Linked DNA regions of Homo sapiens: region 2 is linked to region 1. The links are chromatin contacts, found by Hi-C or POLR2A ChIA-PET in ENCODE. All regions are on one chromosome and are shown on one strand. The core of a region is the stretch at or near the end of the contact, and the rest is flanking DNA. Distances in the headings are between cores, read along the strand shown. Region 1 overlaps CACNB4 (calcium voltage-gated channel auxiliary subunit beta 4). Region 2 overlaps NEB (nebulin).

Region 1 (3,909 bases), core at 1,410-3,909:
ACAGACCAGATGTTGAACAATGGCCTTACTGTCCGAAACGTGGACAGCAGATACTTCTTTTGTGACCCCCTGCTTTCCCTAACTAAACACCCCTTGTTCTTTTTTAACCATTTCACAAAATGATCTTGTGGTAGCAGAAACCACTGCCATGTGGTTTTCTGTTATTAATCCTAAACTTTCTTTCCTTATTGTTTTATCATAAAACAGATAATGTTATTTTCACAAGCATTCTGAAAATTACCTAAGTAAATGTTATTCCCTTCAACATAGTTACCTTAGGAGAAAAAATGTTTATTCCATTGATGTGGTCATTGCCCAAAACATGTCTAGAACTCCCTTCTCAGTGCCACAAACTTGCTTCTCTCATATTCCAAAGTGTGTAGAGTGCAGCTCTATAGGAATACATGGCTAAAGATGTGAATACACGTGGGTTTTTGTCATATTTTACCTGTAACACATTTACACTTACTTCATCTTTTTCTTTCTAAATAATGAAAAATCCGGCTGGGCGCTGTGGCTCATGCCTGTAATCCCAGCACTTTGGGAGCCAAGGCAGGTGGATCACTAGGTCAAGAGTTCAAGACCAGCCTGGCCAAGATGGTGAAACCCCATCTCTTCTAAAAAAAATACAAAAAAATTAGCTGGACGCAGTGGCAGGCGCCTGTAATCCCAGCTACTTGGGAGGCTGAGGCAGGAGAATTGCTTGAACTCAGTGGACAGAGGTTGCATTGAGCCGAGATCGTGCCATTGCATTTCAGCCTGGGCAACAGAATGAGACTCCGTCTTAAAAAAAAAAAAAAAAAAAAAAAAAAAAGATCCAAATATTGAATGAACACTTTCATTTTTATATTAATGTCTACATTCGTTCATGGATAACTGTGTAACTCTTCACTTGACCCTAACTTTAGAAACTGCCCATATAGCACCTCAAATTTGATTTTAGCTAATAGCTATTAAAAATGCTATTATCTGTGTTAAGTGGAATTTTAGGTTTCATTGCCTAAAACCTAAAATGGAAGTAAAGTGGATTTTCTTGTCATCTACAGGAAATGTTTGATGTTATATTGGATGAAAATCAGCTTGAGGATGCATGTGAACATCTAGGGGAGTACCTGGAGGCGTACTGGCGTGCCACCCACACAACCAGTAGCACACCCATGACCCCGCTGCTGGGAAGGAATTTGGGCTCCACGGCACTCTCACCATATCCCACAGCAATTTCTGGGTTACAGGTATTGTCACTTTTTCACTCATGCTTTTTACAACCTTACATGTAAAATTCTATGGGAACTTGATTAGGATGGAGACTGGAGTCATCCTTAATCTGAAGAGGGAACACTATGTGCACATTATATTTAAAAATCTTAAATATTATCTAATTATGATCTATCCTAGAGAAAACTACCCAGAGACTGACAATTTCCTGAGAATTATGCTGTCTGTGAATTTACAGTGGATTTTACTTAGGTAAATTAACTCCTCCTATGTCTAAACTCTGCTGGCAAACGTAATGCCTACTCAATGCACCTGCCCATTACTTTTTTTTAGAGACATAGTCTCACTCTGTTGTTCAGGCTGGAATGCAGTGATATGATCATAGCTCACTACAGCCTCAAATTCCTGGACTCATGGGCTTATGCAGTCCTGCTGCCTCAGCCTCCCAAATAGCTGGGACTACAGGCACATACCACACACATGGATAATTAAAAAAAAAAAATTGTAGAGACAGTGTCAGTGTCTCACTTTGTTGCCCAGGATGATCTCAAACTCCTGGCTTCAAGCAATCTTCCTGCCTTGGCCTCCCAAAATGTTGAAATTACCATCATGAGCCACCACTCCTGGCCCCTCCATTACTTCTTAATGCCACTTCTTAAGGATTACACAATAGCTAAGTAAGATATATAGGTGCAGATAGGCCTTTCAGCTGCCCTTAATTAATCCTGCCGCACCCAGGTTGCTAGGCCTGCTCTCTACCTTGCACAAGACAATGTGGATATAAGTAGAGCTGCTCTGTTCAGAAACAGTAACTGATCCCTGAGTTTTCTTGGGGCTGTGCAGGTGCCCACCTTTGTAAGTGGCTGTGGCACGTGTCCTTTAGGGAAGCTGGTGACGAACACAGGATCAAGAGGTTCTCCCTTCTGCTGTTCTGGTATTGCACTCAGAGGTAGAGATAGGGAACCAGAGACCTTATGGTACAAAATGAGCCTGCCTTTCTACATCAATTATTATTTACCATTCATCAAGTAGCTGCTGGAATGTGGCCAAACCCGCAGCAAACTGAGGAACATGTAGTCAATTGAGCCCTCTTGTATCATGATGAGTTTTGTTTTAATGGATTATAATGATAGTCTTAATTGTCGATCATACAGAGTTAACTCTGAGATAAATGGCACTCTCTGAAATGCTATTATAGCTGTATTACTCTGTTACAAAATTGCATCTTTGTAAGCAGAAAAACTGTCATGCAAATGAATAGCTTTTGAAACTAGAAATGAACATGAAAAATGTACTGTGGTAATGTACAGCACATACGCATGCATTAGGACTATTTCATGCCTTGTTTCACTTCCCATGGGCTGATCTGAGTGTACATTACTATTGACTAGTGTGGATTGGCTCTGAATTGTACATTACAGAATGAGAAATAGATGCATGAAGCAATACACTTCTGTAATGTACGTAGAAATGCAATGTTGCACTTTTATATTGAATACAACAATCTTGACTCATCACTGCTAAGACATCCACCTAGAGTGGTTCTCCCTGTTTCACTAATGAGTTAATGTGTTGCCCTTTATTCTGTGGCCTATTTCTTCTCCCAGTAACAATTGACACTTCATTGTGAGGCACCTGAGGTTAAAGGCACAGTCTGTGACCTGTCAAATGAATTTCCTTCTGCCTGAATCTGAGTGTACTTTAGATGAGATGTGTCTGGGCCCATGGTTTCAGCAGGATCCTGTGCCTTAACTGATGTGACCTACCTAAACCAGTAGACACAAGTAGATAAATGTTTTCTCATAGTGGAGAAAAATGTTGAATAACATTTTCTGAGCCTTCAAATAAGTATCTTAAGATGCTAATTTCAATTAATGGTATTAGAGGAATTTCGTTTATATTGGAAGATTATTTTGCAGGACATTTTAGTTGAGGAAGCAAGATTTATAAATGTATCAATTAGCTGGCTTCATAATTATTGTATACACCCTTGGAAAGATTATTACATTTATGTAGGATGCAGAAACACTTTATTTTATGAACAGCACAAATAATAATTTTATTAAAATGTTTTTAAAAGGTATAAGGAATATTCAGTTAGATCAAGGTGAGGTGTGTTACTTTAGAAGGAGAAAGATTATATCAATTCAAGAGAGAAATAATAAATGCTATTCTGAACTTTATTTCCCAATAGTAAAATAATTTTCATTTTTGCAATAGAAATGGAATTATTAGAACTTCCTAAATATATTAAGTTCCATTTAACAGTTAGCTTTCAATTCTACATTTGTAATAGGAAGCATAGTCATTCAGCACTGTGGAATTAAACTCATAAACTATCAACACTCTGGCATCTTTTCATGTTGTGTCCCAAATAAATAAGACCAGATATTCTAAGCAGATCATTGGTGCATCAGGATGCCTTATTAAGTCAGATATTTAGCATCTTATTGTACAGATCCTATGATTTTACATACATTTACATGTTTAGATGAATGAAGCTGACATTATTTAATCAATGAACTATCTGATATTTTTAGAGTCAGCGAATGAGGCACAGCAACCACTCCACAGAGAACTCTCCAATTGAAAGACGAAGTCTAATGACCTCTGATGAAAATTATCACAATGAAAGGGCTCGGAAGAGTAGGAACCGCTTGTCTTCCAGTTCTCAGCATAGCCGAGATCATTACC
Region 2 (3,859 bases), core at 1,054-3,553, 110 kb after region 1:
TCATCTATAGGGTAACATGGGTTAGATATTCAGAATAATCATATGTATGAAATTATATGCAGATGTGAGACTTTATACATAATACATACACATGTGCACAGACACACACATACAAGCAAATATAAATAAAGGCATGAAGGTCACAGCGATTGTTGGAGCCACACCTTCCTACCAACTTCATTATATTTACCCAAGTCAACAAGACTAGCTTTTGCTTTTGAATTTTGAATAAGAACAAAGACTATAGTGGGTATCTTGAAAATTTTCCTTCCAATTATTAGTGGACATCTAACACATTTTACAAAGCTGTTAATCATTTATTTTATATTTATTTTACATCCTTTTGTTTTTATCATCTTACGGTTTTTCCTCACCGGCTCTTGCCTTTAGCTTCACATTCTAGAAATAAAATCTAAAGGCTTGGAACTATAATGCACATAAATACAGTGCCATGAATCTGAATGTGCTTAATAATTACCAATTAATGATGATGATCTAAACACATGAAAATCTCCAAATGCCTAAGGCACTTGGAGGCAGTTTTGAAAATCTGTGCTTTTTAATAAGACTGAAATTAACTGTAAGAGCTACCCAGAACCAAATTTTAGGTGGCAGTGCCAAAATTTCTCTTTGGAAAATTATTTTAGTGACCAGTCTATATTTAGATGAAGAAAATTTTATTTATTCTACAAATAAAATAGCTTTTATTACTGAAGGATATGAGGGAAAAAATAGAATGAATCTCGTACAATGTAACACTCAGCCTCTCTGGCTTAAATGCTGATACCACATCTTTCATGCTGATATTATCACTAGTGTGCATTTTACTTATGTACCTAAGGGTCAGAAATATCACTGTCAAACACTAATACAATTATAAATTAAATTGTCTTCCCTATGATAATAATGCCAGTAACAGTTTTTACTCTCCAACTTAAATATCCCTTGTCTTTCTTAAAATAATTGTGTACCTTTGCCACTGGAAATTGTCCTTAGTGCTAGACTTGATTGATTCAACTAGATGTCATAAAAAAGGAGGTGGCTATTTTTAGACATCCCATCCCTACCATTTTGTTCCCATTACAGCATCTGTGTCTGACCAGCAGGTGATAAACGAATAGACTGCCTGCCAGAAAGTATTGAACTGAGATCTCTTTGACCTCAAAAAAGATCATGAGCATAAGAGGGTGGTGCATTCGAAAAAATGGCCAGGGAAGATTTTAGAAAACAGAGAGGAACTAGCTTTAAAAATATGCAGAAAACAGAGAAGAACTGGCTTTAAAAATATATCTCCTTGGGATCTTGGACATCTGAAATAAAGTTTTACTGTTCTCTCTACTCTAACTTAAACTTGAAAAGAAAGAGAGAGAAGCAAGGATGCACTATCTAATTAGTGGCACAGCTCTAAAAAAAGAGTGAGATTTGGCATACAAGTTAATGCCAACCATTTAAATAATGTTGCCTCTTTTATAAGCGTATTTCTAAGATGGATTTACCAATGGTGAGAGCCCAGCAAAGGTAAAATTGAATGGTTTCCAAGGAGCTGCTTTTAAACTTGGATGCTGAGAAAATCCAAAATAGTTGTGAATCTTCCATTTTATTTTAATATTTCTTCTGAAGCCACTGATGTTTTGTGTGACTGGAGGAATGACTCTATGTGGCGTCAGCATCAAACAATATTTTCTAGTGTCCAAATGATATTTCTCATGTGCTGAAAAGTCACAACTGTAAAAAAGCAAATCTCTGTCCTGTCAGTGCTTGTGATTTTTGTTGCTATGTGTAACGACATACAGGCAGAATTAGATTTTAAATTAAAACAATAGCTCAAGAGTAAAGAAAGCACAAGAATGAGGAACATTAGGCAAGTTCTAGACGATTGTTAACGCAGGTGAAATAGCACAGGCGGCCTACTGACAATGGTTAAGTAATTTGATGACACTTCACTGAAAAGAATGCAGGCCATTGAGGGAAATTTTGCATCTTAATGTTTTCCCTTCCCTTGAGTGCTGTATGTTTTGGTGTTAAAGATAAGAAAAAGGAAGCATAAAGTGTTTTACATCCTTTTTTTTTTTTTTTTTTTTTCACTAAGAAATGAGCCAAGTGTTTCATCTTTATCCCTTTCCTCATGTGCTTGGCCTAAACGAGCCTCTCCTTCTGTTCACCCTACAGAGCAGGGTGAGGCTAAGGACAGGATTCCTCTCTCCTTACACATCTGAAACCAAGTGTCAACCAGTTCCTTTCTGCATCTATTTATTGCTGGTGATGTCAGAAGTAGAACAAAAGTAGACTTGGTTTCAGATCCAGGCTGCAGATCCATCATGCAGGCCATGATGACCTCAGAGCCACTATGGCAAATTGCAGCCTACCTTTCCCACACTTTGTGATGAAGAATCTTCTCATTTTCCCCTTCATTACTTGGCATTTACCAGTTTTCATATTAGCACCACTCTGTTTAGGACAATCACACTATTGAAAGGGACTCACCCATCACTCCAGAAGAAACTTATTACTTACTAATCAGGAGGGTATAGGAATAATTGAGATGTGGATATACCTTGGGATCTTATTATTTCCATGATGCAATCCATTTAAAAATGTATTCACACTCGAGTTTCTGTTTTAGTTTATTGTTAGTTTGCAAACAGTGAGTTTTATCACAGTTCCTCTCTGCCCAACCCACACACTCAGGATCTTCTTATTGTATTCTCTTCTCAGCAAATTCTATCTTGGGGACCATAAGAAAAAAATTTCCATGTCCCAGTAAAGTAAAATAGCTTCTCTTGATTAAAAAACAGCCTCATACATTTTTCTCAGCCCTCTGCATCTCTTTGTCCATTTGGATGGCATTCACTTTAGCTTTCCTGAAGTATTACAAAGTGAAGATGGGTTCCAAAATATGAACAGGCTCCCTCACCTACCCCTTTCCCACAGACATTCCAAATCAACCGAGCTAGTGCAGTCACCTAAGTGGTTCAGCTGAGGCAGAGGAGAGGTGGTTTCTGCTTTGGTTCTCTTGCCAATGCCTTTGTGCTCTATTTACAGTACTACACAGAAGAAGTGGTTTACGAAGAGGTGCCGGGAGAGGTAAGGCCCAGCCCACAGCTGCATAAACTGCATTCTCATTAAAGCAGGAAGAGCTTTCTCCTTTCTTAGACTCCCAGGGCCACAAAGATGGCAAAAGGGATTATCTGACAGAGGATCACTCACCTACCTGTGCCCAGAAGCTGGTGTGAAAGCACAAACATTACCTGTTTGATGGATTATTTCACCTTTTTTTCCTATTCAAAAAACGCAAGATGGCAGGGGGTGGTTCCCCCTATTTCTTCTGTGTGATATTTTTGTGTAGATGAAGCTAATTAGAATAATGTCAGTGGCTATCACCATTCTCCAACAGCAGCAGGAGGGATGGTGACAACAAGCCAAGGAGCCTTGGCTTTGTGATTGGCATAGGGACAAGCAGTTTTACTGTGTGGAGTTATAACTTGTAGGACACCATCTCTGCCACCAGGGATGGTGTCTCCAGGGCTTCGTCCCTGATGATGCATTGAAATGCTACTCAGATTTTAGCACATTAGCAATTCTAAATAACCTATTACCATAAATATTCCACGTTCAAGCTCTTTTTTTTTTCAAGGTGAAATACCTCTCTCATGCTTTATTTTCTGCATGCAGCTGTTTCTCTTTGAGCATGACAAACAGTGATATGGATGGTTAATCCTGAAGCTTGTTCAGAGAGCCTGTGACTGCATAAAAACTAGTATCTGTAGATGCTGTAATTTGGTTAGTCTCTCACAGTCAACCATGCCTAGGTAATCATGGGCAGAAAACAACCTATTAGCAATGATGTGACAACACTAGA

The links. A loop is a pair of places that touch in the nucleus more often than their neighbours do. ChIA-PET counts read pairs that join two places held with the same protein, here RNA polymerase II (POLR2A). Pooled maps may share reads with other maps.
Region 2: a loop to region 1 is called in a pooled map, with 2.4 times the contacts of the local background. The contact joins two enhancer-like sites. A Hi-C loop is called at or near these places in 1 of 50 pooled maps. POLR2A ChIA-PET finds 5 or more read pairs at or near these places in 2 of 52 experiments (activated T-cell and activated naive CD8-positive, alpha-beta T cell).

What each region holds. Positions count from the first base shown.
Region 1 is chr2:151,839,226-151,843,134 of GRCh38, reverse strand. It overlaps CACNB4 (calcium voltage-gated channel auxiliary subunit beta 4), which reads left to right. Exons shown (of 14, transcript NM_000726.5): 13 at 1,047-1,232; 14 at 3,756-3,909. Among named protein-coding and RNA genes, the nearest start is that of ARL5A, 13 kb to the right of the region's middle. Within about 2 kb of position 2,659, at least 3 of the 41 ENCODE cell types and tissues checked have a DNase peak (open chromatin) inside an H3K27ac peak, as active enhancers do.
Region 2 is chr2:151,728,840-151,732,698 of GRCh38, reverse strand. NEB (nebulin) reads left to right here. Exons shown (of 182, transcript NM_001164508.2): 4 at 3,043-3,084. Among named protein-coding and RNA genes, the nearest start is that of NEB, 3.7 kb to the left of the region's middle. Within about 2 kb of position 2,303, at least 2 of the 41 ENCODE cell types and tissues checked have a DNase peak (open chromatin) inside an H3K27ac peak, as active enhancers do.